2 separate regions of the Mus musculus genome follow, and region 1 is linked to region 2. A link is a loop called in an ENCODE intact Hi-C map of the cell type or tissue named here. Cell type or tissue: gastrocnemius. All regions are shown on one strand. Links, peaks and the distances in the headings refer to the core of each region. The heading gives the core; the rest is flanking DNA. Region 1 has its middle 78 kb from the start of Gm36736. Region 2 overlaps Usp31 (ubiquitin specific peptidase 31).

Region 1 (16,624 bases), core at 3,477-11,476, 380 kb before region 2:
CATTTACTTTGTTTGACACTGTAACTCAACATTGTCATCTGTAGTTTATGCAAGAACCACCCCATCAAGTTGGGAAAAACTCACAGGAAATCCATGATACCTTAGGTAAACTTACAGTTTTGTGTTGGGCTGTATTCATAGCTATCCCGGGCTTCATGTGACGTGACGGCTTGGTGTTACACAACTCTTTATCTGGTGCCAGGAACACAACCACAGTCCTCTGCATTCTGATAGGCTCCCTCCAGAACAGGACATTCTCTTTGGTTCTATGTACCTTTACTCTCTACTCCATACTTCTCCACTGAGCCCATCCACCCTCCAGGCTTCTCCAGAGAAACAGTTCCCACTTTCCAGGTGTCACTCTGACCATCACTTTGACAGAGAATGTGTCTTCCATGACTTCTTTCACAGATCAGTGCTGTCACTCCAGGCTGCTTCAGTTTTCAGTCTCCACCCTCCATCTTCTTATCTAGTTGCAGATAGAAGTCTACATTTGTTTCTGTTAATCAAGTAAATATTATCCCAATCAAACAAACATTTATTTAAGAAGTACAATAATTGAATAATTAACTGATATTTATCAGAATAATTATCAATTAATTGTTAATTATAAAATATAAATATAATAATATTAATGAAATCATTCTTTTAGTCTGACTTCACAACCATGACAGAGAGCCACATATTGGTTTGTTGGTCATGGTGACCCCAGTTGTGTCACATGGTGCCTGGCATTTAACAGCCCTTCGATCAATATCTATCAAAGAGTTAGAGAATGAATCTTATTCTAGCCACCTCTGGGTGATAGGAAAGAGTCTGATATGTAGCCTGCTGAGGCTTTAGGTGCCAAAGCCTCAATTTTATCCCGTGAGAACTGCATTTAACTGAGCGACTTGGCAGAGCAGACCCCAGCTGTTGTTGATTGATGTCACTTGGAGACAGCAACAGCAGCAGAATTCCTTCCAGCCTGTGTCTGTAGCCCTAGACAGTGTGTACTTAGCTTTCTTTTCTCCTGCTGTGTGTCTCAGAGATCAGTCACATGGAGTCTGACCCACACGGAGTGGCTGTCTGACCCCTCTACTCTTCAAGTTTCTCTACATCGGGTCTCACCATCTTCCCATCCGGGGAAGATGCTAATGAGAAAGGGCAGATAGGTGTCTTGGTGCCATGGTGCCATGGTGCCCTCCTACCTCCTCCACTATCTGTTAAGTATTCCAAAGGATGCAGGCACAGACTTTTATTTGTTTTTCTGGCCCTAAACTGCCCCTTGACATAGCCAGTGATTGCTTTTTTAAAACCACGAAGGAAAACTAGGTCCTTTCATCCACTGATAAGGTGTCAGGTGACAGAGAGATCAACATCCCAACACATAAATCTGCAACTAATCCTTGGGAATCAATATTTTTCATTAAGAACCTGTGAGAGTTGGGCCATTATGGGGAAAATCTGTTTAGGTTGACACCTTGATGAAGTTATTCAGTTCAGGGGCTTAAGTCATTGAAAGGTAATAAAGAGCACAGAGCAATCTCGGGGCTGGTTAGGGGAGAAAACGATGGCCGTATTGAGCTTCAGTTCAGTGAAAAATGACCTCCTGATTTATTGGGGAATGATAGGGTGCTGGCCTCTCGGGCAGACCGGGGCAGATCCTGTCAACATGGCAGCCTTTCATCCCTCTGCAGTTGCAGAGTTTCATGAGCTGTCTAGAAGTCAAAAAGCACTGGGGAAACATTTCAGGGGCCTCAGGATAGTGATAGGATTTACTAAGACCCCACTCTCATATACTCTTTCACATTTTGGACTTTGTCTTTTCAGCGGGGCATTGAGGTACAGTGTTATAAGTAGTTTAACAATGAGCTCGAGTTCAGAGTGGGGGAAAACAACTCTCCAAACAAAAACATAGGCTCAAGGCTGGGGATGAACCCCGAGTGGTCAGAAGTTCAAGGTCATCTTTGATTACTTAATAAAATTAAACTAACACCTCAACAAGCAAACAAACAAACAAATAAGTAAATAAAACAAACCCGGGCTTATTCAGAGCTGAGCAAGGATAAAGTCAGATTTCAGTGAGTAAGATTTCAGTGAGTGAGTAAGATTGGATGAGGCTTTGGAAATATGACTTCTTGGTCTCTTGCCTTTAGAAAACAACTCTGTTCAGGGTCTTGGCGCCATCTTGAATCTATTTATTTATTTATTTATTTATTTATTTATGTATATTTATAAGATATTTTCTTTATTTGCATTTCAAATGTTATCCTCTTTCCTGGTTTCCCCTTCCCATCTTCCCTCCCCCTGCTCACCAACTCACCCACTCCTGCTTCCTGGCCCTGGCATTCCCCAACACTGGGGCATAGTGGCTCCATCTTTTTACAGTCATATTTCTGTTTTTGTCTGGGGAACCCCACAGTAGACTCTCACCATTTTGGGGTAGATCACCTATCAGACAAACAAATCCCTAACTTTAAGTTATTTGTTTATTACTTATTTTTGTGTGTATGTGAAATATGGGGGCACATGATACAACCTGTGTTTTGAGGGTCAGGGAACAACTTTGCGGAGTTGGTTCTCTCTACATTTATGTGGGTTCCAGAGGCTAAATTCAGGTTGTCAGATTTGTACTGAGGCATTTTAGGTGCCTTTTCCTGAGGAGACATCTTGGTAGTCTCAGTCTCCACTTCTTTTTGATGATCGACGAGCTCTCAGCGTAAATTTCTTTGTACTCACAGATGCTATCAACCACACATGAGGAACATTTAGACAATGGAAGGTCAAGAAAGTGGCAGTATGGGAGTGGCTTTGATGAGCTCTAGCATGTTATCTGGTAAAAGCTGGCAGGCGGTGTCTATTAGGTCAAAGTGGGTCCCTAAAATGGCAGTTCTGGCGGCAATGTCCTAAACAGAAGGACTCTCATTGGGAACACAGAAGGATTGTTACTTGGTAAACAGAAACTGAGCATTCCTCAGGACCACCCCACCCCCCATCTGCAATCTAACAGTTCATCACTTTGAGCAAAAGCATCTAGTTCCTCATTGGTCCGAACAGCCTCAGCCTGCATCAGCGTCAATGCCCGCCCCCCACCCTGCTGTCATCTATCTTATAAAACCTGCTTGCTTTCCCATCCAGCTGCCACTCTCATTCCCCAGAGGCAGGCTAGCAGTTTGATTCCCTGAATAAAAGTTTCTTTCTACCCATGGAACGGTCCAGGTTTGGTGGTTTCAAAATGAAGGGTTCAGAGAAGTCATGCTGGCAGCAAATGGGGTATATGTGAGGAAGAGGAGGTTAGGAGCACAAGCAAAGACCTAGATTAAGGCAGTGACAGCAGGCTTCAGAAGAAGAGCATTGATTGGAAAGAGAGAGCAAGATGAGTGGACAGGGTTAGGGCTGCTCACAAGGTGCATTTGGGACCCACTCACTGGTGGGGCTTTCACTATCCTCCCCCTACCCTGAAAAGGCAAGATGAATGTGGTGGTTTGAATAAGCTTGGCCCAAGGAGTGGCACTATTAGGAGGTATGGCCTTATTGGAGTAGATGTGGCCTTGGTGGAGGAACTGTGTCACTGTAGGGGTGGGCAATGAGACCCTCCTCCTAACTACTTTGGGAGCTAGTCTTCTAGCAGGCCTTTATATGAAGATGTAGAACTCTCAGCTCCTCCTGCACTATGCCTGCCTGGATGCTTCCATGCTCTCTCCTTGATGATACTGGACCAAACCTCTGAACCTGTAAACCAGCCCCAATTAAATGTTGGCCTTATAAGAGTTGCCTTGGTCATGGTGTCTGTTCATAGCAGTAAAACCCTAACTAAGGCAATGAAGAAGCTAAAAGTAGTAAGAATGCAGGTGAGCATCAAGAACTAAGGAATTAAAGGAGAGAGGGGAAGGGGGAGAGCAGAGAGGGAGAGGTAGGGGAGGAGGAGAGGGGGGAGGGAGAGAGGAGATAGAGATAGAGGTGGAAAACAAGAAGGGAACAGACTTGCGGGAGTCAGGGAAGGTCAGCCCTGACACCATCCAAGTGAAGTATCAGCAACACTCAGATGCCCGTTCACCTTGGCCAACATGGTGCCTTCTACTCTCAGTCTGAGTGTTATGTGGGGAGCCAGCAAGCAATTGGCAGAGGAGTGGGTGTGAACCAACACTCTGGACTTCCATCCACTAAGATTCCTAGAGCTGTGTGCAGTAGAGGTTATTTACCTCAGAGCTCAGTGTGAATGGCACCCCCGAAGGTTCTGTGTACCTTCTGTGGGAAATAGGCACACAGTAGGGCTTCTGTGTACAAATTGCCCTTGAGATATTTCATGCTGAGAGAAAGAGAGACAGCCTATTGCCATCAAGGAGGGCTTTATTACCAGGGAGTCTTTAGCTATTATGATTGCAAGGGGGCAGGGTGAGTAGACATCTTTTCACATAAAAAAAAATGAGCACCAAAGTTAATGAAGGGGTGTGGTTTATAGAGATGGAGAAGCCGGCTTTGCAGAGGCACATCTCTTTTTTTGAAGCAGGAAGGAAGATTGTCTACCCATCCTTCTGATGGACTTGGATCCACGACTCAGCAGGCCACTTGGATTCTGGGAGAATTAGCCTTGGACATCAGCTCTGAGCTCATTATTTTTTAATATTATATTGGATTGCCCACAAGAGTAGCCAGGCTAACACCTATTTATTAGTGTTACCATCAAACACTCCATTCATTTGGTCATTCAACAAATGTCCGTAGAATGTGTGGCATGTTCTAAAACCTAGGATAATACAATTCCAAGTACAAGGACAGTTGGGTACAAAGCTGAACACAAGCCGATTCTGTTGCCATGGAGCTTAGAGTTTTGGAAGGGAAAGGCAACCATGCAAATGGAAAATTCCAGTGTTATATGATAGAGACATTGCTCTGGGTAAGTGCTGGGCTCTGGATTAGCCATGAAGCCAAAGGACTTCCTGGAAGAAGAGACAAATGAGGCTAAAAGGCATACGAGGCAAGCCAAGCCAATAGGTAGAAATAGATATATTCTGGGAGGAGGACACACCAATGGAGTGACCAACAGGTAGAGAAGGCAGGGCATGTTGGGGAAATGAATTAAGGCCTGGGAGGCTGGACTGTGGAAGGATGGGAGAATCATGAAGAATAAGGATAACACAGAGTTTCTTGGCTTGGGTGGCTGTCATGTGTGTGGTTGCTACACATGAGCATCACCAGAACTTCCTAGTCTGACAGAAAGACCATTTAGAGGCCATTGCCTGGATCCCAGTGAGGTAGACTAACACCATTGGTCAGAATTAGAATTGTGGTGCCTGGCTAGATATTTTCTGTAGGTTACTGTATGTTTCCATCAAATTCATGTTGAAATTGAATCCCCACTGGGATAGTTACCAGACAGGCCATATGGGACCTGTGAGAGATGCGTAGGTCACAGGTCCTCCCACTTAATGGATAGTGAGTTGTCTCAAATGCTCTAGGGGTGGGGAGGAGAAGGGGGCAGGAGGGAGAGAGTATGTGAATGAGCACTGCATGCAATACATTATTAAATGCATATCCTAACCTGGAGGAAACTTATTATATTCACATGCCATGGTAGTCATGGAGGCGAACAGGGCTTAAGTAACTTATTCATGTTTGTCCAGCTAGGAAAAGACTGGACTTCAATCTCAGATCCACCTGAGGTGAGGTGAGAGCCTAGCTTCAGTCATGGACCCTTCCCCCTTCAGCTCACCCTCTCTTCTCCAGGTCCTGAGACAAATTTCAGGGTTCTGGGAGTAGCTCAGCAAGATCAAAGGCTCTTTTCCTCTCTATAAGCAAAGCTAGTGTAGACTCCTTCCATCCTGATGTTCTGATAGTTTGAACATCTGACTGCTACCTCATAATCCACGATAGCAGCTAAGATCAAGCCATCACCTCAGCATTCCAGCCCGTAGAAGGGAAGACGGATCAAGGGAGCTTTCTCTAAAGTCACAAACGACACGTTGCTTAACCTTCTGACTAGAAATCAGGCACGTAGTGAGACCCAGCAGCAAGTGAACCTGAGAAGAATATCTTTTTCCCTTTCTGAGTCTTCATGTAGGCAACTCTACACGGAGGCTGTTTCTAAGGGAGGAAGGAGATAAGGTACAGTAAGAGCCATGGTCTCTGCCATGGGGATCCTTCTCAGAACCTAGGTAAGGTAAGTTCCTTTCAAGGCTGGCTATATAAATAATCATCTCAGTTAGGATGCTTGGTGGGACCAAAGAACCAAAACTGCCGAGCAGGCATGATCTGACTTGGAGTGGTTCCAGGACCTTCCTGTGAATGCTGGAGTCATTCAGTGTAGAGCTCTCCTCTGTGACTGGGTCAAGGTTGCCCCACTGTAAACCCAGGGAAGCTAGCCCAGCCTTCCTCTCAGGGAATGTGTATGCTTCCCTTACACCTGACCCTGGCACAGACCTGGTGGTTGTTTTTCAGAAGCATCAGTGTCTTTGCCTTAGGCATTTGTCCTCAAAGGGCAGCGACACTGTCTACTGACTGCTTTGTACAGGGTAACTGCTTAACTAATTCCTCAGTTTCCCTGCAGCCTTCGGAGTCCTGCAAGGAAGGAAGTAGGACCATCTGCAGCTGTGGTGAGCCCACCGAGGCTCAGGGAGATCAGGAGATGTGCCCAAAGTCACTCAACAAATACCAGGATCTGGTTCCCCATGAGTTCTGCTTTGGTCACAGGTCTCTCAGATTCTGCTCCCAGTTTGGGGGACACTCACTGCTAGCCTGTCTATCCCAGAGTTTGTGAGCTGCCTTATCACTTGGGCAACTGTCTTGCACTTCCTAGTGGATGCTCCTCTGAGTTAAATCAGATCTGCTCCAGGCTCCACACCCTCTCCTCCCTCCTGTACCGTTCTCGACTTTGTGTGCCATCCGGATTTCTAGCTTTACCCTTAGGTTCATCATGGACCTCAACCAACTAGACCATCTCTGTGGCTTTCCCCAGGGGAGAAGGCAGGCATGACACATGAACAAGGATGGAGAATACAGGATTTGATGGTAGAGTGGGGGGGGGGGTAGGCTTTAAGCTCTGCAGTGTTCTAGGGGTAAGATGGGATCTGAGAAATTAGCTTCAAAGATATGAGGGTGGAGGGGAGGTGACCAGGGATACGTAGAGAGTGACCTAGCAGGGTGAGATCCCGACAGAGGCTGGAGAGCTTGTATGCATTAGCCCACAGCGTGCTCTAACACCCTCCCTGAGGCTTGGGATTGAGTGACTGGAGGGGACCTTAGCATCTATCCAGCCCTGTTGCTATACTATGCCAAGCCTCCAAATGTAGTCCCAGCACTTGGGAGGCAGAGGCAGGAGGATCACAAGTTTAAGGCCAGCCTTAGACTACATAGTGAGACCTGTCAACAAAATCAAACAAAATACAACACAAACTCATATAGTCTACGCGTGTTTATTAATGTTTTTTTAACTCAGTCGTTTAAAAACTAGTCAGTCATCTGACGAAGCGACAAAACAAGGAATAAAACAGTAATGACATTAAAAAGCATCTACCCCCTCATGTATGCAGCTGCCGAGGGCTTTGGTCAGCTAACAGGACTGACTACACGTGAACAGTCACTAGAACTTAATTGAGAAATTGCCATCGAGGGGGATGTAGCTTGTGTACTCCCTCCCCTCCACCTCTAGATGGCAGCATAGAGCAGTGGTTAAAACTGGCCTTCTGGCCTTCAAAAGATTTGAGTGACTCAAGCGAAGAGAATGATTGAAGCCTACCTCATTGGGTTAAGACTTTCTTGAAAGGCCTAGATCATAATCAGTGCTCTCCCTCCCGCTTCTGTTGATGTTGCTATCATATTATTATTCCACCACTCTGCTGGGGAGCCACGTCTGTGTTCTCTGTGGTTACTTTTCTATGCCGGGAGAGGCAGCAACTTCACACTAAGCTAGAAGCTGTGGTCTCCCAGCCCTCCGCAGGAGCAGGAGAGAGGGATGCAGCTTTTAGTTTTGATCTTGTGACTCCCTAAGGCAGTGAAAGGCTAACATGGCCTGCTGCTGGCTGGGTCTGTGTGTATTGATCAGCGTCACAGGGGTGGAACTGGGGGTACTGTTCTAGAAGCACTCACTTTGATTCCTCAAATAAATCCTCCCCCCGGGTCCTGCTAGGAAACTAATTGGGGGTTGATTCTGATGAATACATGCCTGGTCGCAGCCTGAGAAATGGACCACGCCAGCAGATGGCTGGGGCTTGAGAAACGGTCACGGCCTTCAGAGGGGCCCATCAATAATAGATCGGCTCCAGCCCTGAGAGAGGGAAGCGTTTCTGCGGCAGGTATGAATTATGGATGCCGTTTAGGGTAATGCGGATCTATCTCAGAGGTTCCGCTCAGTTTATGTGCTAGTAAAAGCCGGCAATTTGCCCGTGTTCCAGCTATAATTTGCGCTACATTAAGGGACCCTCCTTTCCATAATGGATGTGCGGTTGGACGCAAGCGCAGTAGGACCCAAAGGGCAAGGCATGCTGGGCCGGTAAGAAGACTAGGTGAAGGCCAGGGAACCAATCACGCGCTGAGGGCCTCTTGGCTGTGGACACAAAAGGATATTTTAACTCCCAAGGTCTAGGGAAGAAACCACACTCAATCCCCAGTCCTCCCGTTGACTCGACCATCATCAGATACACTTGATGTAGGCCTTAAGAAAAAACCCAAAAGGAAACCTATGGCCTGTTGGGTAAGAAAAATAACAGTACTGGAAGGAAGCTGTAGACAGGTAGGCTAGAATAGATTCTAGAATTCCAGTTCTGTCGTCTCCACTTGCTAACTGTGTGACCTTTACGAAGTATGTCCCCTCTTCATGCATGGGTGTCCTCCTTTAAATGGCACAAAGGCTGACCATTATGTGCTGAAGTCAGACAGTTTGTCAGAGCCAAGTGATAATCAGAAAATCCAAGAGCTGGCTGTTAAAGATGGCCATCATTAAAAATTAAATTTTATAAACTTGCAATTAAAATTAAAGGCAATAAATACACTAGACTCATCAATTCCTAATGAGTCTCCTCCAGTTTACTCTCTGTGTTCCTAGGGCTATTTGTGTCTCTTTCTTCTATGTGGTGACAGTGATACACAATATACCTCCTTCCTCATGACAGAATGTTGTCTTCACAGGACAACACCATCTGAGGTCTGTGTTGTCATGTTGGTAGCTTGCCATTGGCCATAGCAGCAATATTTACACTAAAGGTTATTGTCAAATGCTGTTAGGCGGCATGGCCCCTCCCCCACGCTGGCTGCTCACCTTTCAAGAGCACACATTTAACATTGACCTAGGGAAATTGTTCAGATGGTTGGATGGCTTATGGATTTATAGATTACCTAGAACAGCATCCAGCACATAGGAAATACCATGTAAAACTTTTTAAAATGTTCACATTGTTTTCTAGCATGAATTCCTTACTTTGTATTTTGTGTGTGTGTGTGTGTGTGTGTGTGTGTGTGTGTGTGCATGTGCGTGTGTGTGTGTGCATGTGTGTGTGTGTGTGTGTGTCTTTCTCTATTACTCTCTGCCTTACTGTCTTGAGACAGGGTCTCCCACTGAACCCGAAGTTCTTCATTTTAGCTACACTGGTCGGGCTGTGAGCTCCTGGGACTTGCTCGTCTCCATCTTCCAGTGCTGGGACTACATGAGTGTATAGATAGCCACACCAACTTTAATGCGGGTACTGGGAATTTGAACTCAAGTCCTCAGGCTTGCAGAGCAGGGGCTGACACTCACTGCATCTCCCCAGCTGCCACCTTAGCTCTTTTCTCCTATCAAAGGCCAATTATTCATTCAAGTCTGTGTTTGTCATGCCTTCCACTTCACTTGCAAAAAGTGAGTAACTTTCATGTCAGTTTGGGTTGAAAAGTGCCAGGAGAGCCACTGTACTTGGTTAAACCTGGTGATTTGGGGTTCAAATCTTAATTCTATCATTTGCTGGCCTTCAAGGCCCTGGGAAAGACCTTTAATTTTAGTAAGATTTCTCATGTGTAAAACTGAAAGAATAATATTAACACTTCTTGGCTATGAGATGAGTTGGAACTTAAGTTTTGCATGTTATTTTAGATGTGATGGATGCTTAGTAAATATGTCAACAACTGTGTTAACATGTGACATGTGCTTATTAATAAGCAGTGACTACTTAGCAGCACACCACCCTCCAACCTGGGTAGTTTGGGCTGATCTAGGTAGATGGCTAGGGAAGACATGTCCTTGCCTGTTCTTTGCCACATGCATCTGTCCCTTAACATTGTACCTGTTGGCACGAAGGGCTGTGACCTCACAGGGAGACTGAGTCCTCTGTCACAGCCTGTAACCTGGCCATGCGCTCCTGCTTAAGCCTGTAGACAGACAGCCCAGCACCGGGGTGAGAGCTGATCTAGGATGCCAGCTCAGCCCAGCAGTTCCTTAGCAATCCGATCTGGCAGAATGGGCTGGTGGGGAAAGAGGTGTGCCTTATTTTCTCAGTCGGAGTTCAGTAGAGAAGGCTGAAATGGCCTTTTTCCTCTCTAGCTTGGGTGCTTTAATAGGTTTTTGTGTCCTTTGAGCTTGTTTATATTCACTGTCAGGGACAAAGAGGCAGCTTTCTCCTTAGATGGTCAGATCTTGCAAGTCTTGGAAGGAAGAAAGTGTTGGCACTGTCTGGAAGACTCTGAAAAGCCAGGCAAGAGGGGCTAGCAACTCTCCCCTAGGCTACCCCCAAGTGGAACCAATGTGGTGGTGTCGGGGAGCTAGCTTCTGAATTTGTCCTGGAGCTTTATGGGACCAGAAAGGGAGGAAGGAGAGACTACTAAAGAACACCGTAGGGATAACCCCAAGGAGTGAAAGGGAGGAAGGAGAGACTACTATAGAACACCGTAGGGATCACCCCAAGGAGTGGGGTTGGAACTTAGGTTGAATTTGGTTTGGACAAAGAAGCATATTACATTTATTTTCAACCCAAGGGCTATTCAGACTTGTGACTCTTGTAGTGTGCTGGGCTCCCAAAGAGGGCAGATAAGCAGTCACTCTCTTCAGGTTTTCCATTTGTACCCTACCACATTTAACCACAAATCTGAGTCCTAGGGCAGCTTAGAGGTTGATTCTTTCTTTCCACCTGAGTCCCAGAGATTGGACTCAGGTCATTAGGCTTGAGAGCAGATGCCATTTACCTACTGAGGTCATCTTGCTGACTGTAGCTTAGAGGTTGACATTCAAGGCTTTTGAAGCCAGGCAAACCTAAGTTCGGATTCTCCGTCCATCACAAAACCATCTGTGTGAACATTGGGTAACTCTTTAATCTGCCGAGAGCCTCCATTACGTCACTAGAGAATGGATCTTCTTTAGTATGCTTATGTAAATGAAATGGCTTACCTAGTGTGCGGAACATGATACTACTAATAAACACTGTTTCCCCTTCCGTGCTGGGGGCTGAACTCAGGGCCTTGTGCATGCTGAGCAAGAAGAGGCCTATCACTGAGTTGTACCCCCAGTTGTCTTTGTTATGATATGCTTAATGAACCAAGTAAGAAGAAAAAAATATCCTGTCAAAGGAAGAAACGAAGGTTTTTAGTGAGGTATCTCTTCTGGTGGCAAACGAGTTCTTGTAAGCCCAACCTTGGCTTTCTTCCCATTAAAGCCAGGAGAGGCCATTGAGTTCCCAGGGCCTCTCAGGGCCAGAACCCCACCATCCAACTGCCCCAGGTTCCCCAAAGCTCTTCAGAGCTCTAAATATAGACGGAGATCTCTGAGATGTGCTGGATCATGGCTTTTGTCTAGGCAGACAACTTGGCTCGGTCTTGGCCCTATTCCTGATTACTCTGTTCCATGAATCCATTGTTTTGTTTCGCTTTGTGGTTTTTGCTAGAATCTTCCAGAACCACTTAAGAGGAGAAAGGAGTAGGATGCCAACCTCTGGCCGAACCCAGACAGTGAAAAGACCCAGTCTAATTTTGCCAGAGTCACTGATGTATCTGTTGGAGCTGTTTTTAAGTTTTATGTGGTATATTTACTTATTTAGTTATTTTTAGAGACAGTTTTCCAACTGTAAAAGCATAGGTAGCAATTATGAAAAATGTAGAAGTCAAAAATTTTCTACTTTTCTCCCCCACTTTTGAAAGCAAAAATCTACCTCTTTAAATCCCATTGGACTCTGGAAATACCATCTTACCGAATTTATAGCTTTTCCAATTAGTTAATCAGTAAATCAATTGGCTAGAAAATCCTTATTGAGTGCTGTGTGTGTGTGCACGCGTGCGCTGACATGGGGGTCTGTGATCATGGTGAGATAAGAGAATGAAAAGCTCTGAACTCACAAATGTCTCACAGTCCCAGAGGGGAGACCAATCTAATGGCAGTGCAATTAGCAATCAAGCATCTGGCCCTTGAGGGTGGCGGAGTTTAGACAGACGATAAATGTGCACATGGTATGAACAGGGAGACAAATGAGTCCCAGGGTGAAAGCATCCAATGGGGAAATGTCTTATTTCTCAGGCCCCAAGTGAAGGAAAAGTTAGCCTCTCTTCATCTGCTCGACCACTCATCCACCTGAGATGCAGTTAAAATCCCCAGAGTCTCCATGTGAAAATGATGTGTCATAATTGCACAGATGTGCAATGCATAACTGAAATGTTTTCTAATTTCTTACAAAAATTATTTTATTGGTTCTTTGTGAATTTCACATCATGTACCCCTATCCCACTCATGCCCCCCCCCCGTCCACTTGTACTCATCCTCCACCCTTGAAGCCCCGCAACAGATAAAAAAAATCTCGCTGTGGAAGCTGTAGTGTGTTACAGTGTGTCCCACAGTATACCGTTTTGTTCATACTTCTTTGCTTGCTGGATTAGTTAGGGTCTCATTGCTATGAAGAGACACCATGACCGAGGCAACTCTTAGAAGAACAGCATTTAAGGGCCAGCTTACAGGTTCAGAGGTTCAGTTCATTATCATCAAGGCAGGAATATGGCAGCATCCAGACAGGCATGGTGCAGGAAGAGCTGAGAGTTCTACAACTTCCAAAGGAAGCCAGGAGCAGACAGTCTCTTCCACACTGGACAGAGTGTCAAAGCCCAACCCTACAGTGCCCACTTCCTCCACCTCCTAATAGCACCAATCCCTGTAGGACATGCAAATTTAAACCATCACACTTGCAAATGTTCATTGCAAGGAGTCCTTGATTTAGTAGGCTTCTGCTACACTATCAATACTAGAGCTTCACTGGGACTCCTTTCAGACATCCTGTTGTTGCCCTGTGCCATGGAGGGCCTGTGTACTTTATGCACTTCAGCAGTTCATCGATGGGGTGTAGATGTTGGGGTGGGCCAACTCTAAGCCTTGGATCTGGGCCTGAGAGACATCCGAGCTGGTTAGCCCATACCATCAGGGCCTGCGCTATTCTGGCTGACCCATTCAATGGTACTGCCAGCAAGGGACAGAGACAGCTCTCCTGCTCCCATGCTCCGTGGCTGGCTCATCCACACCCATGCCATCAGGGCCAGTGATACTGTACTGCCCAGGTGAGGTGCAGGACTGACTCTCCCAAGTACTGCAGCAGGCAAGGGACAGGGCCAGTTCTCCCACTCTCATGACTTCCCACCCCAGGAGAGGGCAGCTATCCTGCCTGCCATAGGTGGCAAGGGGAGGAGAAGGGAGAGGAGCATCTCTCCCTCTCCCATGTCACCAGATGGCAGACAAGTGGCAGGGCCCAGCTCTCCCATGCTCACACCCTCAGGGCTGGCTCACCTGTACCCACCACCACCACCAGGGTCAGCTCTACCGCTCTTTCCAGGTGGGGTCTAGATCCCAGCTCTCCTGCTCTCATGACCCCCAGGTCCAGTTTTCCCACCTATTGAAGGTGACAAGGGGCAAGTGGGGAGGGGGCATCTCTTCTTCTTCCATGTCACTGCACAGGAAATGAGTGGCAGGGCCAGCTTTCCTTGGGACAGGCTTACCCATGACTCCTGCCACCAAGGCCAGCTCTACTGTGCTTCCTGGATGATGATGATGATGATGATGTGTGTGTGTGTGTGTGTGTGTGTGTGTGTGTGTGTGTGTGTAGGGGTCAGGGGCTCTCTCTCATACTGCAGCTGGGTAAGGGACGTGTCAGCTCTCCTGCTCTTATGGCCTCATGCTTTCATGGCCTCAGGACCAGCTCTCCCATGATGCCCAGGCTAGGGGTGGGAGCAATTCTGCACAGCCACCAGACATCAACATTTCCCAGGGCAGCAACTCAGACCAGAGACATCTACCGGGCCTTTGGTGGTAACAAACACTTGCTGCTGCAGGGTCAAAGACCCATATGTGGACCCTGGTGCCAGCACAGGCCGGGACCACACCATGATCCTAAGTGGCATCATTGGCTACTCACATCAGGATGCTCTGGGGTCTGGGCTCATCTCAGAAAGTGTTTTCAGGAGTGCTGTGTCCCACCCATGAATTATGGCATGGGGCGGGGGTCATCTCAGGCATGGTCTGCCCTCACCTCTGCCAGGATTGCACAGTTCCAGACTGGTGGTCATCTCAGGCTAGCTCCCTGTCTGGGCCCCATGGCTCCAGACTGGTGGTCATCTTGGGCTTGTTTCTTACCTGGGCCCATCAGAGTGGCCAACTCAGGTACACTCCCTCCAGGGACTCATGGTCAGGTGGGCTTCATTTTGTCTCCTGCTTGCTCCCTGCCCTGGGAGCCCATGAAGGCCAGCCTGTGAAGGTGGCACTGGACTGGTGGTCAACCCAGGCTCACTTTGTGTGTGTGTGTGTGTGTGTGTGTGTGTGTTTTCGTGTGCATGTATGTGGAGATCAGAGGTTGATGCTGGGTGTCCTTCTCAATTGTTCTCCACTTTGCTTTTGAGACAAGGTGTCTGATTGAGCAAAGACCTCACAGGTGCCATTGGACTGGCTGATCCCAGTGCTGGATGGGATCGTAAGCACACACTGTTACTACAGTCCTCAGAACTTAGGTCCTCATGTTTTTTCAGCAAGCCCTTCACTGATGGATCCCTCTTAGTAGCCCTGCCTTGTGCCTTTTGGATGCTTCTCATCCATCTTCTCAGATGCTGTGTGCCGTCTAGGAATAGTAGTTTGCATGTTGTTCTTATCAAAGTGGATCAGCATGTAGTTTTTTTGCTTCCATTTCCTTCACTTGACCTAATTACTTTGAAATTTATCTACATTGGGGTCTATCCCCATTTTGTTGCCTCTTAACTCTTGAGACTTGTGTGATATAGAACTATGAGGTGAATTCACCTGTCGATGATATACTTGGATTGTTTTCAGGTTTTGGTTGTTAATTGTGGTGTTGCTATGAACATCCACTTACAAAGTTTTGTGTGGATATGTGTGTCCATTTCTCTGGCATAGACAACAAGGAGTAGAATGTTTGCTTCGCTGAGCGGCTGTGCACAGCTTTCAGTTAAAGTGTGAGTCGTGTAAAAGAGATAGCTTTGTTCTGGCATTTTCATACTGTCTATGAGGCACTTGGTTTATATTTATCATCCAAACCCTACAGTTAACTCCCGCCTTCCCCCCCATCCCCCCCGCCTCTTCCTACTCTCCAGTAGCCCCGCTTTCTGCTTCCATGTCGTTCTTTTATTTAAAGACTCCGCTGTGAGAGTAAACATTTGATACTTATCTGAGTCTGGCTTATTTTGCTTAACATGATGACACCCATTTTCCTGAAAGGGGCTCAACAAACAAACAACAACAAAAGGACAAGTCAAGCTAATACCTAGTCTTACTATACCACAATTAGGAAAATGACTGAAGGAGTCAAAGTCAGTATGTCAGAGAGACTCTGTTCACCTCTGTGTATCACACTCCCCACGCCACCTGGATCGAAGAGTTAGTTAGCTTACGTGCCTATCCACAGATGAATGGATGGAGAATGTGTTCGTAGGAAACTGAGACCTGGTTTCCAGAGTGACTGGCGTTATACACTCTCCTCAGGAGGGTGTGGAGTTCTGTGCTTTCCACTACTTCTCACCTGTGACAGGTGACTCTTCAGTTTTCGCCTCTGATGGAAACAGTGACAATATGCACTTCCATTTTACATTTCTCTAAATAAAGACTAATGACTTTCTTCATGGGTTGCTCTCATCTGTATTCTTGTCTGGCGAAACATCCATTCCAGTATTTGAACTACACTTGCTGGTGTGTTTGTCTTAGTGTAAACTCTTGTCAGTCCCTTATACATTTGACAATTCTAGTCTGTTACCAGCAACATCATTTATTAGATGTGAATTTTCTCTTCTCTGTAACCTGTTTTGTTTTCTTTTTTAAAAAAGTTAACATACCATTTATTTATCTATATTATTTCTTTATTTACTTTTATGTATGCCTATGGGTAAACATGCACAAAATCAGAGGACTACTTTGGGGAATCAGTTCTCTCCTTCCACTCTGAGGGTCCTGGGGCTTGAACTCCCCTGTAAGATGTTATTATGAGCAATACTGTTTTATTAATTGTAACTCCTGATTATTTATTCCTGCCACTCTGCTAAAGGTACTTAGTGTTCCTTGTAGCTTGTCTATCAGAGTAAGGAGAGCGTCATTTCTTCTTTCTGTGTGAATGCCTCTCGTTTTTTTCTTCCTCACTGTCTCCTGTCTGGATTCAGTACAATGTGCAACAGAAGCAGTTGGAGTGGATACCCTTGCCTTCTCCCTTATCCCCAG
Region 2 (16,624 bases), core at 4,809-12,808:
AATGGCAGTCTACAGAAAAGGAAAAGATCTTCACCAACTCTACATCTGACAGAGGGCTAATATCTAAAATCTATAAAGAATCAAGAAGTTAGGCTCCAACAATCCAAATAACCCAATTTAAAAATGAGGTACAGAGCTAAACAGAATTCTCAACAGAGGTCTCTCTAAAGGCTGAGAAACACTTAAAGAAATGTTTGGCATCCTTAATCATCAGGGAAAAGCTAATCAACAAAATTCTAAGATTCCATCTTACACCAGTCAGAATAGCTAAGTTCAAAAGTTCAAGTGTCAGCAACGCTGTGAGGATGTGGACCAAGGGGAGCACTCCTCCATTGTTGGGATGTGGACCAAGGGGAACACTCCTCCATTGTTGGGATGTGGACCAAGGGGAGCACTCCTCCATTGTTGGCAGGACTGTAAACTTGTACAACTTCTTTGGAAACCAATCTGGTGGTTTCTCAGAAAACTGGGGATAGTTATACCTCAAGACTCAAGCTATACCACTCTTGGGCATATACTCAAAAGAGGTTCTACCCTCCCACAAGGACATTTGCTTAAGTATGTTCAGAGCAGCTTTATTTGCAACAGCCAGAAACTAGAAACAAGCTAGATGTCCATCAACAGAAGAATGGATAAAGAAAATGTAATATTACTCTGCTATTAAAAACAAGGAAATCATGAAATTTGAAGGCAAATGGATAGAACTAGAAAATATCATCCTGAGTGAGGTAACTCAGACAGAAAAAGACACACATGGTATATACTCTTTTATAAGTGGATATTAGCCACAAAGTACAGATAACCATGCTACAATCCACAGACCCAAAGAAGTTAAATAAGAAGGAGAGCCCAAAGGAGGATGCTTGAATCTCACTCAGAAGGGGAAATAAAATAGACACCAGAGGTAGAAAGAGATAGTGGGAACGGGGTGGATATCAGGTGAGGGGAGAGCAGAGATGGGGTAAGAGAGCTGGGAAAGAAGGGAAACTGGTGAGGAGGGGGCATCTCTGGGACAAGCCAGAGACCTGGAATAGGGAAGCTCCTGGTAGGATGGGGTGACCCTAGCTGAAAACTGCTAGCAGTGGGAGATATGGAGCCTGAAGTGGCCACCCACTGTTGCTAGGCAGGACTTCCAGTGAAAGGAGTGTTATACCAATCCATCCCCCAAAACCTTCAACCCAAAATCTGCCCTGCCTATAGGATGTACAGGGATAAAGATGGAGCAGAGATTGAGGGAATGATCAACCAATGACTTGCTCAACTTGGGTCCCATCTTTTGGGCAAGAACCAATCCCTAACACTATTAATGATACTCTTTTATGCTTGCAGAGAGGAGCCTAGTATAACTGTCCTCTGAGAGGCTCCACCCAGCAGCTGACAGAAACAGATGCAGAGTCCCACAGCTAAACATTAGATGGGTTGAGCTCGTCGAGTCTTGTGGAAGAGTCCAGGAAGGATTGAGGAAGCTGGAGAGGTCAAGGACGCCATAAGAAAGACCTACAGAGCAAGTAACCTGGGCCCATGGGGGCTAACAGAGACTGAACCACCAACCAAAGAGTATGCATGGACTGGACCTAGGGCCCCTACTCACATGTAGCAGATGTGCAGCTTGTGGGTTCCCCAATAATTGGAGTGGGGGTTATCTCTCTGACTTAGGACTCTGTTGCCTGCCTTTGGATTCCTTCCTCCTAGCTGAGCTGCCTTGTCTCGCTTCAATGGGAGAGGATGCACTAGTCCTGATGAGACTTGATTTGGTACTGGTGGAGGTGTGCTACTCTGAGGAGAACTGGAAGGGGAAATAGGAAGAGATGGAGGGTGTAACTGAGAAGAGAGGAGGGAGGGGCTTGCAATGGAGGTATAAAGTAAATGAATGAATGAGTGAATGAATGAATAGAAAAAAAAGTGATGTAGCTTTTTTACCCTTTCTACCATGAGAGGACATGAGATAGGCATTACCTATAAAAATGGACTCTTACCACTGTATCTGCTGATGCTTTTATCTTCCCAACCTCTAGAACTAGAAGTGAAATATTTCTATTGTTTATAAATTACTCAGCCAAAGGCATTTTGTTATAGCATTGGGATGGACTGAGCCAGATAGAGTTGGCTAAGTAGACAGATGTATGCGGTCATACAAGAGCTTGGACTGGAGGCCATGGTAATTGAAGTCAGCAGTGAAGACAGAGGGTAGACTTAGCACATAACTAGGAAAGAAGAATTGGATGGAGCCCACACATGGCCTATAAAGACGAGACTTTGTGGAAGAGAAGCATCAAGGAGTGTCAGGATGGGTATGTTATTTACAGAGGCAGAAAGCCTGGGTCTAGTAGTGTGTGGAGTGTGTGAGTGTACAAATCTATACTTTTAAAATACTAACTTACCTGGACTCTAATTTATTCAGGAAGCTAGTCTCAAGTAAAGTCAATTACTAGCATTTCCTATGTCTCTTGGGCACTAAGGAAAGGTTTTATTTTGTGGTGGGGTTTCTGGCTTGCTCACTGATATACTTGGCACTGTTCCACACATTCCTGATGAAAGGCCAATGGAATGAATGTCGAGTCTATGTTCAATGACCTGGAAGGACATCGAGTCTTAAAGGCTCCCACACTGGTTTTAGTCAGATTAGCTCCCATCTGCCAGCCTAGAAACAGGTTAAGTTTTCTCTGGAGGGAAATGTCAACACCATCCAAAGCCTCCATGTTATTTTCTAATGCACCGGTTAGCATCAAATCAAAAGACATATCTCAGTGAGTAAAGTTCTTGCCACCAAGCCTGACAACCTGAGAGAATATACATATACACCTGAAAGATGTCCTCTGACCTCCATAAGCATGTAGGGGCATGTCCCTGCCACCAAAAAAAAAAAAAAAAAAAATATATATATATATATATATATATATATAATGTAAAATGAGAAAAAAATTAAAGCATGGCAAGAAGTGGAACAAACGGGTTATAGCAGGGAATGCACATGGGACTGGTTACTAGCGCCATAGGCACAGGCTTTCAAGTAACTACATCGCCTGTGAAAACTGACAGCCACGTGGGAAACAGCACCAGACACCTAAATCTATAAATAATCCATGGAAATTCTAGAACTGAAAAGGTAATCACCTAAGTGAAGCTGACAACACAGCGAGGAAGGCCTAAGAACAGACTGACACAGCTAGGAGTTGACACATTTGCAAATGAAGTAGAGGATGCCCAGTTTAATTTTCATTTCAGACACACAACAGAAGCCTGGAATAAATACGTCCCACTCGAAATTTTAGACATTCTAGAATGTATCCACTGCTCATGTGATGTTCCTATTTAATGAGATTTATCCTTATTTTACTGAGAGAGATCAGACACAGCTGAAGACTCCTTCTGCTAGAGATATCCAGAATACAGAATGGTATTTTTGAAAGGATGAAAAAAATCCTAGGAAAAAAAACAGGTAAAAGCAAATGAAAGAGACATCTGAGACTTGGTGAACCGTCTAAATCACAGGAAGCCGAGTCCTAGAAAGCAAACATGTGCCAGAAGTAATATTTAAAGCAACAAATGACGGAGGTGTTTCCAAGTCAGATTCACTTCCTGAAGAATAAAAACAAGAAACCCACACCTTAGCCCATCTGAAGAAAGCTGATGGAAAATGAATCCCTTCAAAGCATCCAGAAGGAACCACCCCACCCATATTGCCTGAGGATGCGCAATAAGACTGATCACAGACTCACCAATGGAAGAAGCCCATTGAATGAGTATCAAAGAATATAATCTCCAACTTAGAGTTCTATCCCTAGGGAAAATCCCCTTCAAAACTGAAAATAGGATGCAGGTTAGTTGACTCTGTTGGTCTTCCTGTGGAGTTCCTATTCTCTTCGGGGCCCACAATCCTTCCTTCTATTCTTGCGTAAGTGTCCCTAAGCCCCTTCCACTGTTTGGTTGTGGGTGTATCTGTCTGAGTCAGCTGCTGGGTGGAGCCTCTCAGAGGACAACAAGCTCCTATCTGCAAGCATAACAGAGTACCATTAATAGTGTCAGGTATCAGTGTTTGCCAATGGGATGGGTCTCATATTGGACCAGTTATTGGTAAGCCATACTCTCAGTCTCTGCTCCATCCCTTGTGCCTGCATTTCTTGTAGACAGGATAAGTTTTGGGTGGAAAGTTCTGTGGGTGGGCTGGTGTTCCTTTTGCTCCGTTGGGGTTCCTGTTTGACTACAGGAGGAAGCCTCTTAAGGCTCTCAGAGCCTGAACCACCAACCACGGTGGTTGGGCCTAGGCCTCCCTGCATATATGTTGCAGATGTACAGCTTGGTCTTCATATAGGTCTCGAATAACTGGAGCTGGGGTATCCCAAAAGCTCTTGCCTGTCTGTGGGATATGTTCTTCTAGCTGGGCTGCTTTGTCTGGCTTCAGTGGAAGAGGATGTACCTAGTCCTGCAGAGACTTGATGTGCCAGGGTGGGGGGATTCCCAGGGGGACCCCCACCTGCTCAGAGGAGAAGAGAAGGGGGAAGAAATTGTGGGAAGGAGTAACCAGAAAGGGGGCAGTGAATGGTATATAAAGTGAATACGTAATAAAAAAAATAAAATAAAAACTGAAAATAGGGTGGGGATGTAGCTTAGAGGAAGAGTGATTACCTCACACCTGTATATCTGGGAGTCTCATCTTAGAAACACTGGGGGTGGGGTGGGGGCTGAAACCCAAAGGATACACATATATAAACCAGCCAAGCAGAGAATGAGAACAGCAGATAAGCATGAAGAACAGTGGCAGAGCCTGGTGTTCTGGAAGATGCAAAGATAAGTAATGCTGTGGAGATGATGGTCAGGATGGGAGAGGAGAAGCGAGGTGAGGAACAACTCCCTGCAAGGAGAGTATTGCGGTGAGCAGAGGTGGGTCTGCTGAGGACACGCAGGAATGCAGCATGTTTGCATGTCCTCTTAGTGTTTCTACTGCTGTGCTAAAGCGTGACCAAAGCAGCTTGGGGAACTGGGGGTTTATTTCCTCTTGTGGCCCAGGGCAATTGTGGTAGGGACTCAAAGCAGGAACCTGGAAGTGGGAACTGGTGCAGAGGCCATGGAGGAGTGCTGCTGACTGACATGCGCTTCATGGCTTGATCAGCCTGCTTTCTTACACAACCCCGGACCATCAGCCCAGAAGGTGGCACTACCCACAATGCACTTGGCCCCCCAGCATTAATCACTGATTAAAGAAATGCTCCACAGACATGCCTACAGGCCAATATGGTGAAAGCATTTTCTCAACTGGGAAATCTCTCTTCCAGTATTACTCTAGCCTGTGTTAAGTTGACATAAAATCTAGCCAGAGCATGGCAATAATCAGGAAACATCCAATATCCAACTAACCGTGCGTGGGGGTGGGGTGGGGGTAACCTACAGTTTTGAGCATGCTAGTCACACACTGTACCACTGAACTATATCCCTAATCTCTGGATGGAAAGATTTTCCTTGCAGAAGAAAAATTTTTGTTCTAGTTCCTTTCTTTCCTTTTTCTCCTTTCTCTTTCTTTCCTTTCTCTTTCTTTCCTTTCTCTCTTTCTGTCTGTCTTTCTTTCTTTCTTTCTTTCCTTTTTCTTTCTCACTTCCTTTCTCTCCTTCTTTCTCTCTCTCTCCCTTCCTTCCTTCTTTTAACTATAAAGAAACATTTTCAGCTAGAAAATAGAAGATCCTTGCTGCTGGTTCTTTGTCATGCCTAAAGCAGATACCCCTCAGTCAAAAGGTTAACTATCGTTTAATAACAAAACATACATGGATCAATAAGCACACATGATTTCCTCTTTAAAAATATAAAGACATTTCTAATCCAATAAGAACTGAGCAAATGCACCATTAACACAGGCTTAAAGTAAAATGCTAACAGAATTCTTCAAGCACACAGATCCCAGGGTGAGCTACAGAAAGGCTTAAGAAGCAATGAGAGCAAGCGTCCTATAAATCTAGGTGCACACTGACTGTGATGTTTGTAGTGTTAAGTGTAGATGGAGTCCGAATACATGCACATAGTAAACGGTCAGAAAGCGCAAGGGAATCAAGTGCTGTCCAGCCCTGAGGGTGAGAATGCAGTGCTGAGGCAGCACCTACCTGTCATCTCAGCACTTGGGGTGGATATGGGTGCACTGGAAGTCAGCATCAAGTCCATGGTGACACCCTGTCTTTAAAAACAAAATGACAACTAAAATCAGAGGTGGAGGCAGGGTTTTGAGTATGAGACCAGTTTAGAGAAAAGAAAGAACACGGCCAGGCCAGGTATCCTTAGTGCAAACCAGAGGATCCACCCAACCACAGCATCCAAGTGAAAAACCAAGTGGGGTGGCATATATAACCACACACTTTCCCCAGCACTGAAGAGACAGAGACAGAAACATCCCTAGAGCTTGGCAGCCAACTAACTCAGTGAAACCAGTAAGAGACCGTCTCAAAAAGAAATGTGGGGGCAGCTGAGGACACCTGCTGTCAACCTCTGGCCCCTCATATAAGCACACATATGTCCAATCACATGCAAATGTACACTGACACATGAACACACACATATATACACACCTATATATGCACACACATATATATATACACACCTATATATGCACACATATATATACACACCTATATATGCACAAATGCTTGGTGTTTTAAAAGAGTAAGAAAGAAGAGACAGATATAAAGCAGGTGGGAGAGAAGATGGAAGGGTGGAAGGAAGGTAGGCACCATATTAAAAACTAAAAAGCCAGGTGTGGTTGTGCACACCTTTAATCCCAGCATTCTTGAGACCGAGGCAGGAGGATCTCTGAGTTTGAGGCCAGACTGGTCTACAGAGTGAGTTTCAGGACAGTCAGGGCTACACAGAGAAAATCTGTCTCAAAAAAAAAAAAAAAAAAAAAAAAAAAACCAGAACCAAAAACAAAAATAAACCAAAAATATTTTTAAAATAAAGCAGTTGATACAAACATCAAAGAAACAGTAAGATAACAGATAAACCAAACACATTAGTAACTACAGTAAGTATAAGTATATCCAACACCCCATTCATGAACACCTCCTCCTGTAGATATCTTACCTACATTCCACAGGTGAAGAAGACTCCCAGGCACAGAGAAGTTGAGTAACTTGTCCAGACTGTCCACCCGTCAAGTCACAGTAGCAGGGCTCAAACCTAGCAGCAAGCCTCCTCTGCATAGGTCCTCTCCCCCTCCCCGCTCCCCCACCCCTTAGCTCTAGGTCACCCCTTCTGCAGTTTGTACCCAGATGCTTGCAGCAAGCTCCTAAGTCACCTCTCAGGTGCCACATTGTTGTCATGGTGACTATGAAATGACTTAAACTGGATCTCATTTCTTCCCCTAAATTAAACTCTTCCTAATTGTCATTTACTTGAGAATACAGGCAGCAGGTCATAGGAGGTTCCTTTAGAATGATCACACATTCCTTTGTTCAGCTGCTTCTTATCCTGACCAAGGGCTTCCTGTGGCTTCTAAAAGTAGAGTTTCCCTTGTGTGGAATGAGAGCTATCCTGCAAGTCCTCCAGGGTTAGCACTTCTTTCATCACTATGGTTACAATGACAGCTCACTGAACATTTTCTCTATGCCCAGCACAGTGGGTCAGGCTTAAAGAGCATCATTCCCCTTTAACCTTCATGATTCCACCTCACAGACAGGATGGTTGACTCAGACAAGTCAGCCAGCTGGTAGTTCAGGAAGTTACCACCATGTGCCGTCCTTAAGAGAAAGAAATACACCCTCTGCATGTCACTCACTCAGCTGGTGCCATATATGTTTGCAGAACATAAGACAGGGAGGAGGCAGACTGTAACATGGACTGCAACGTTTTCGAGGGTGACCCAGGAGGACTTTGAAGCAAGGTGGTATTTGGGAGATGATGTGAGGGTGAAGAAATGGACCATTTCTGTGTCTCAGAGCTGGCAGGCAGGATGTTTTGAAGAGCAGTGTTGAGCACAGTGCTGAAATGTCACATTGGCTACTTTGACCCTGTGACTAGACAGACCCTATTGCTGGGCCACACAAGATAGTTCTACAAGGGACCTGACTCTTGTCTTGGGGTGATAGAAAACTGTCATCTTCCCCCATGTGATGTTGTATGAATGAGATCCATTCACATTCTACACAGCTCAATCTTGTGAGGCCTATTCTAGGAGACAGACCAAGTCCTTGGAATCGGATCTGAGTCTCTTTCTTTTCCTTAAACACAGGGAAGGCCTAGGAAATATGAGATGTCTGATCTTAACTAAAGAGTGAAGCCTCATATAACCTTCAACTCAGGAAAAAATAGGGGAGCTGGAGAATTGACTCAAAGGTTAAGAGCATTTGTTGCTCTTGCAGAGGACCGGGTTCAATTCCCAGGCCCCACAGGGTGGCTCACAACCACCTGCAACTCCAGTTCTAGGGGGATCTTCATATCTCAATGGGCACCAGGCATATATATGAAGCACTAACATATGTGTAGGCCAAGCACTTATACACATACATACATACATACATACATACATACATACATACATAAAAAACAAATTGAGAAAAGAATGGAGCTGTTTAAACCAAAAGAGCATGTCAAATTAATGACATAGCCCTGGAAACTATAAAGAATGGGGTGATGCTCATTGGGCCAAATATGTAAAATCTGTCTCCAAGAGAGGAGATCCCTTGTTCTTCCTGTGTAGTGAATGCTGACAGGGAGAGAGAAATGTGGTGAGCCACAATGTAGTTAAGACAGAATCTCAGAGGGCTCCACAGGAGAAAGACCCTATCCACCAGATCAGGAAAAGTCTGGGGCAACCCACACGGAGGAGATGCCAAGAAAAGGGGCGAGCCACTGGCAACACCAAACATCTGCTCAAGTCTGGAGCCCACCTGGGAAGGGCCCTGACTTGGGGTGAAAGGTTTTCAACCTTTTTCTATGGGCGTAGACTTCAACTCTCTCATGGGGGCTTTAACTCAAAGGACAAGTAAGTAGACCTGGCCAAGGAGCTCTGCCATGCCTTTTCTTTCTTCAGGAAGACTTAAGAGGCTAAAACATGTTGTGGAAACAGTAAGCATTCAAGTATTTGAAAATAATCCTCCAAATACAGTGGAGCCAGAGTGGTCCTTAAATATCTATGCAAATACTAGATCTATATATTGTACATGAACATTTATACCCATGGTGAAACCTCTTTAGTAAACAGTGTGCTGTGGTTAAGCTAAAGGAGAAATTTTACCACTCCAAACTAGAGGGAGAGCCGAGTGCTATTTTGGATGACGGAGCATGTGGTCTACCCCAACCCAGCCATGATGTTGTGCTTTGGAATGGAAAGGTACCTGCTCCATGGTGCTCTCCGAGAGTGATGGCTGGCTGGAGTATTTACCAGACGAGGAATCAATTCACCTCAGGCATTTCTACCCTCAGATGAGAAGTTTAAAATCGGTAAACTGGACTTACAATACAATGCTGAGCTCTATTGCCCCCAAGTGGTCATAAGTGATATGACAGTCCCACTAGAGCATTCCGTTGGCCAGATAGCTAGGGGAAAACCAAAACCAAAACCAAACAAAAACACCTCAGAAGTCAGTTACTGGAGTGCTGGAGAGATGGTTCGGTGGTTAGGAGCAGTGGCTACTCTTTTAGAGCCTCGGTCCAGCTCCCACATAGTGGAGCACAGCTACTTCTAGCCTCCCCCAGGCCCTACGCACCAGCACACGAGTGGTGCACTTACATACATGCAAGCAAAACATTCATACACATAAAAATAATAAAGCAGGTAATGTGTATACGGGGTGAGAGAAGGCTGAGGAAAGAATATTTTTATGTTGCAGCTTCCTCTTACAACCAAAGAAGAACAATGAGAATCCGCTGGAAATGGGGCAGAATGTGAGCTCTTTCAAGGCCAGCTCTGTAGCCCAGGACAAATAGTCTCTTATCTCATATAACTGCTGACTGGGAGCACTGAACAAGTATGGATGTGATCTTTTTACACAGTAATTGCATGGGGAGTTGGCCAAACTGCATGGCAGTATCCTGTAACTTGATGTTTTACCTGAAACACTGCAGTTTTAAAGCCTTTTGTTAGAGAAACCTATGCAGTACAAACACTATTCAACATTTTAAAAACTGGTTTGGCAAGGGAGAGAAAAGACAAATATGTCTTGAAGAAGGCATCATGTAATAAATTTATTATGTTTTGTTACATTTTCCAGTTTTCTCTTAATTCCAACTATATACTATACAACCAACTGCTGTCTCAGAAATAAAACGTTTTCAACATAAAAATATAAATTCTGCTTCTTAAAAGTGCGTACACCTTGAATAATAAAATATACAAATAAATAACAGAAGGCAGTGCCACACCTCATGCACTTGGCCTAACATAATTTAAAATGTAGGATACACTTTCTTCCAGCCTGCAGGAAGGATACTCTGCCGTCCTTTTACTGCAAAATTAAACTTATACAGAGCTCACTAATGGTGGCTCGTGAATGACACCAAAGCATTTTGTGTACAGTGACATGACATGCAGCTTTTAAGACAACTGGAGAAATAGACGCCGGTGCAAAATCACAAGAGAATCAAAACAAAAACAAAACAAAACAAAAACAAAAAAACACATTTTGGTAATGGGCCTGAACTCAATTTTAACCAGTGGTGAGAGGCACAGTTGGTGAGCAAAGCTACACAACACAAATGCCTACAGGAAAACCCAACAGAGCCGCAAGCGCAGAAACACGGCCCCCAGTCTGGAATAGCACCTAGCAAAGTCCCCGCTGCAGAGTTCATAGCAGCAGAGAGCTCGGCTCTGGGAGGCTGTGCCAAAGCTGTCCCAGCTCTGATGTTTTCCTGATAGCCTTAAAATACGGACCATGTCAGATAAACTTTTTGTAGGCAGTCTGATGCTCAATGGGATGAGGACACACAGCACAGTGGATTATTCTGAAGATGGTATAGTGTGCCTGGCTCACCACAGACTAAAACCAAATTTCATGTGCCTCTGTAGGTAACATTTCTGGTTAAGTATTACATGATCTTTTTAATTACATAAAAAAACAACAACAAAAAAGGCTCCAAAATAATTTGAATAAAATGTTTCACATTTGTTTCAAACTAAAAAGGATTCCAGAAACTACACAGAAAAGACCTAGAGGGAGTGAACCTGAGCAGGAGGCCCAGTGCTGCCTGTGGGTTACACCGGTGCTGCCAGAGCAGGGCAGGGTTTGCAAGGCTAGGCAGGAAACTTTCCACTGTCTTCTACCATATTTTTTAACCTGGACATTTTTCCCTCTCCTGCATGGGTCGGTGTCAGCCCCAGAGTAGAATCTGGAGAGAGGCTGTGTGAATTAATTCAGACCCCTCAGGGCACTCTGCCTGCCACCAGCAAATAAGAACAATACCTGGACACACCAAGCATAAAACACTTCACACATCCAATTCGGGCCTTGAAGTCAGAAAGCCCCCCACCACACACGCACACGCACGCGCACACACACACACACACACACACACACGCACACACACATGCACACACCCTGATTCCAAGCCAGGGACTGACACCTTTTCATTTTCTTGTCCAGAGCAACTGGAGCTCTTCCTGAGTGCCCTGCATGGCAGTGATGATTCTCACCGTAAACTGTTGGCAAAAAGATGGTGTACCCACATCCTTCAGTTCTCACCGCAAACAAGAAGAGAAAGTCACAGAGCCCAGGCAGTGCTAAATGGCATCAAAAGCCTGGGAGCCGCCCAGGCATTCCAAGTCCCTTGGGGATACTGGGGATCTCAGGGAATTCTCCAGAATGGCCTGGGGAGAGTCTACACCTCTGATATATGCTATGAAGCTCCTATCCCTGCCCCTGCCCCATGGGAAACAATAGTTTTAAATAAGCGTGAGATGGATCTGGACCTGAATCTACTGTACGACACTATCATACATCCCACATGCTTTCTCTTACTGACGCCGGTAGGTGGGAAGCTCCCAAATCTTCCTTAGCAGCTCCAAGTCGCTATAAAAGCACTGAAAAGTAGTTAGCACTGTGTAAAGCCGCACCTCTCCATGTGATGATGAAAGAATACTAGAAGATATAAAAAATTAAAATCTATAGAAAATGGCAGGTTAGTTCTTAGAACAAAATACTTTAGGAAAGTCTTCAGGCTAAATACAGTATATACACCAGTGTATGTTCAACATGTCCAATCCACTCCTGCTTGCAAAATACTATTTTATACACAATCTTACCAATGACCAAGGAGATTGGCGAAGAAATATATGCAAAGCAACCTAAACTCACATTCATATTCACCCACACTGATGATTAAGCCACATTTTAAAAATCACAAATTCAAAAATAGAACTCTAGAATCTAAGAGTTGTCCCTTTTCTAAGACGCAATGTTTCTCGTAGTTTCTCTGTATGCTTTTTAATCAGTTGCTTGCATAGGTAGTATGAGCATGCTTTCTGAGCTGGACGGTGGGCATGCACAATTGTTTTCCTTACAAAATGATTGGTCATGCTCAAAAGGCAGCTGCAGAAACAGCTTGGGGTCTGATCAAAAGGCAGCATGGGACATCAAGCCATCACAGAAGTAAAAGCATCATGTCCCACCTGAAAGGTGCAGTCAGGTTAAACATCAATGAACCCTTTATAAACTAAAGCAAGAGCAGCCTGCACACTAGCAGCTAGGTTGTTTTTATAGTAGGCACTGGTTTGTCAGTAAATTTTGCCCTTCTCAACTCCAAAATATAAGCATCAGTGCACCTCCACAGTGTGTTTTAAGGAAACTGTGCTTATGATTTTCAACGTAGCTCAAAACCCAACCCAGAACACTATCTTTGTATTCAACGACAACCTACAGAGGAAACTGTAACTTCAGCTAGTTAGTAATGTCAAAATGAAACGTGATGTCACATGTCCATCTACTCACAGAGGATATTTGAAATGAGCTTTGCTCATAACTCTTTAATCCACATTCCCTTAAACTGCCACTACTGCTCCCTTTACATACCAACCCTATTAGTTTTATTATAGTAAGTTTAGAGGGACTGACAATGCCTCCCATCCCTCAATGATCTCCACATCCATCCATACAGAGGGTTAATGTGACATGAAGGACTAGGTACTGCATCTTAACCAGTACACAGGTCAGACAGTTCAGTCGGAACCCGCGATGAGCAAGGACACTTTAGCTCTCCGGACGTTAGCTGGACAGGATTTACCAGCTTGTTTCCGTTGACAACGATCACTCCTTGACACTGACTTGGTATCTTCCAGGACACAAGTGCTCAAGCTTTCTGCTTGCCTCTGTATGCAAAGTGGGCCCAAATGGATGAATGATTAAAGGAGGATTCCATGTGATCAAGGCAACCTGATGGCTGCACAACTGTGGCACCGCACAGCTCTTTAGGTCTGGCACAGCACTACTTACCCTCAAGCTGCTTTTCATGCCAGCAGGAAAAAATACAAATGAGGTTGGCCAGGGTCTCAAGTGACAGGAGCATATGAGCTTTGCCCTTCCACATCATCTGAGGAGTTGTTAAAGCAAGGTGGAAGGGTGATTTAAGGAATGATGTAGCCTCATGCACACAATGTTTACAGGAAAAGAGAGCAAGAATAAAAAGGATTTTTATTTAACAGCAAAACAACATTACCAATTCATCGCGCTGTTGGTTGGTGCTGTGTGTCTCCTGGGAATGACTGCCCTACCAGGCTAAGCAGAAACTCTGACCTACCATCTGAGTTTGGCCCCAAAGTACACATGTTCACTGTGCCCAAATCACTGGGAGAAAGATTTTAATAACCAAGTCCCTAACCCTGCCTCAGAACAGAATGAACTAAGTGATATTCTCATAAGCCATTTCACTGTAGGCAGCACCTTCAAAGTAGTATTTTCTGTGTCTTAAATATATCCCAGTAGTCGGGAATTAGATTTTACCGTTAACCAACCTCACAAGCATAACAGTTTCACAGCCTAGATAATGCCATGACACTTCCTGATTTTTTTCTATTGAACTAACTATGAAATAAGCACTAAACTCCATATTCATGTAGCTTTTAGATTTTATTATATTATTAAAAAATGTATTTCTAGATCCCATGGAAAAGTAAAGACCAGTAGAGAATTTTTCTGTTTTGTTTTTAAAAACATGATATGCAGGAAAAAGAGGATCCACTCCTAACTGCCTTCAAAAATAAAATGATATAGTACTGTGAAAATTAAACTAGTTTCTATTCATCTTAATTATGGCAAAACAGCTTGTTATTAAAGTCCTTTGTTTTATCATACTATAATTCTAAGACTGTTTCAGGAGCTCAAAGCACATAAATGCTCAATTCCTGATACTAATGGTCTCAACATTTCGTGCTTTTTCAGAAAATAAAAATAAAACAAGATTGGTGGCTAAACTCAAGCAGGGCTCACCTTGTGCCACTGAATAAATGATGACATGTAAGGTAGCAGTCACCTCAGTCACACCAAGGCAGGACAGAGAGAGCTTTAATGCTTTGGGAAGCCACAATGGGGCATGGGGACAGGAGGAGTATAAAAGCAGCCAGTATAGGACTGAGTGTTGTGGGTACTGGCTTACACACACTGAACTGGGTAGACAGCATTGTGGTAATGTGCAAAAGGCTGAACAACTAAGCCTCAAATACTACAAAAGCTCAAAGTTCCAGCCACCCTCAACCTGCAAGCTACCAGCTAATGTTAACATTAGCAGCAAAATAAACTTAAGCAACCTACTGGAAATATTTCCCAAGAGGTATTCCTAAAAGATGAACAATAAAAAAAATCAAAACTGCATGCACATATGCACTGCAGTCCCTTCACAGAAATACTGAAGAGTGAGGCCTGGGAACCACGAGCCTTAGAATTTAGTAACTACAAACTCACATGCTATATCTAATGACAAAATGACAAACGCTATTCTGAAAATCACAACCATGATTCTCTTGATACTAAAAAATAAATAAATAAAGAGGATATGAAAAAAACTGAGCTGCAAAGTATTTCTAAGAGATTTCCACAAGCCTTGGAAAAGTGTCTTCTTTATCTGTGAGAATTCAGTGAGGTGCCCTTCTCATACATAAGAATGTAATTTGTAACTACATGCCAGGGGAACACATGCATTCAGACTCTGTTTCTGAATGCTGGGTCAGAGATTACCTCTTCAGAGCAGAGTAGACATAAATAAGCTACTGGAAAGCAGTCAAAAGGAAGACTGGCACCAGGATCCACACTGCATGTATAGCGCTCAGCCTCACCCCACATCAACAGACCATCAGTAGCTCTTGGCAAGAGGCAACTTCTTTCTTTTCCAAGCAACAAGACAAGGCATGAGCATGCACACACGAGGCAGTATGAGATCCTCAATTTCTAACAGAAACAAGCAGCATCAGGGAAGGAAAATGGTACCAACTCAGGCTTCAGTTTGGAATAAAATTTTTTCTCTGGGAATCTTTCAAAGGCATTAACTACTCTGCTACAGTTCAAAATTCCAATGGCCTTAGCTAGCAAACTGAGAATGAAAAAAAAAAATTAGTTAGTGACTGGCTTTCTGACTATTCAAAATTTGTCAGCTCTTAGAACATATATAAAGAGTCAAGACAGGTTATCACTTCAGATATGAAAGTAGCAAAGATTTTATGCCTACCTGTAAAGCTTCTACCTGTGGCAGCAGGATAGTCGCCACCCCATGTCACCTTCCTCTTGAATCCATCTATTAGTAACGTGCATCCACCCTGGACTAGCTGAGTATATATACCTGAGAAACATTAGTGTTAAGATATTGCCCTTACAAAGACTGGTAGATGGGGCCAAAGTGCAGAAAGCAAATTTTCCCTCAGTTTATTTTGTTGTTAGCATCAGTTTTTGTTTGTTTGTTTTTATTAAGCTTCTGATGCCACTCAACAATCCACATGAAGATAAATTCTGCTCAGATGAAACCCAAGGCTGACTGTTCATCTGTCTATACACTGATAGCGTAATTGGTTCACAAGTTTCCAAACCCTAATGTCCAATAAAGTCATTAAGAGTTTTCTGGAAAGAAATAGGGATGATTGCTAAAGGGACTATTCAGATTATTTTCTACAATTATTCCAGTTAGCTTGGTATCAATGCTTTGCCTATGGCTGTTATTTGGTTCAATGGCAGAATAAGGCGACACTTTTAACAATTTGAACTCCACACACACACTCATACTCTCACACAGTCAGGCACATGACCCCAAAAAATACAAAATAAAAGCATAGAGGGCTTTGGTGTGGGAGAGGAGGGGTTCTAACTAAATAAACATCTGTACAGATAAAACACCCGATTGCAGAAGGTCACTGAGGTTTTTGAGAAGGCCGTGCAGAGGTTTGCATGCTAGAAGACAGCTTTTTGGAGCCTTTCTCAGTGGTCGACCTGCTACTGGGAGACAAGGGAGCTCCAGAATCTAGCTGGGAAGACTTGGATCTGCGAGCAGATAGCAAGGAATGTTTAGCAGGGTCCTTAGAGACAAGTTGTTCCTTTCCAACTGCATTTGTGTTTGGCTGCTGTGAGCCGGGAGGCTGATGGCCTTTCTCTGTCTTGTCATCTGCAGTGTTCTTACTGACTGACTTGACAGAGCTCCCACCAGCCTTTTTGGATAGCAAGGTTGTCTTGCCAAGATC

The links. A loop is a pair of places that touch in the nucleus more often than their neighbours do. Peaks named below come from ENCODE experiments on the same cell type or tissue, not always from the same donor. Only the 100,000 strongest peaks of a DNase experiment are listed, where the experiment ranks them.
Region 1: it touches region 2 in a loop (11-fold over the local background); 11 of 42 quality-filtered maps call a loop at or near these places.

The regions. Positions count from the first base shown.
Region 1 is chr7:121,251,383-121,268,006 of GRCm38, forward strand. No RefSeq gene overlaps it. Among named protein-coding and RNA genes, the nearest start is that of Gm36736, 78 kb to the right of the region's middle. In gastrocnemius, for the core only: a CTCF peak has its summit at 7,629 (motif pointing right); a DNase peak (open chromatin) is centred at 7,637.
Region 2 is chr7:121,631,887-121,648,510 of GRCm38, forward strand. It overlaps Usp31 (ubiquitin specific peptidase 31), which reads right to left. Exons shown (of 16, transcript NM_001033173.2): 16 at 10,135-16,624. The coding sequence ends at 16,298. Among named protein-coding and RNA genes, the nearest start is that of 1700025J12Rik, 50 kb to the left of the region's middle. In gastrocnemius, for the core only: a CTCF peak has its summit at 9,469 (motif pointing left); a DNase peak (open chromatin) is centred at 9,460; H3K4me3 peaks cover 217 bases; H3K27ac peaks cover 204 bases.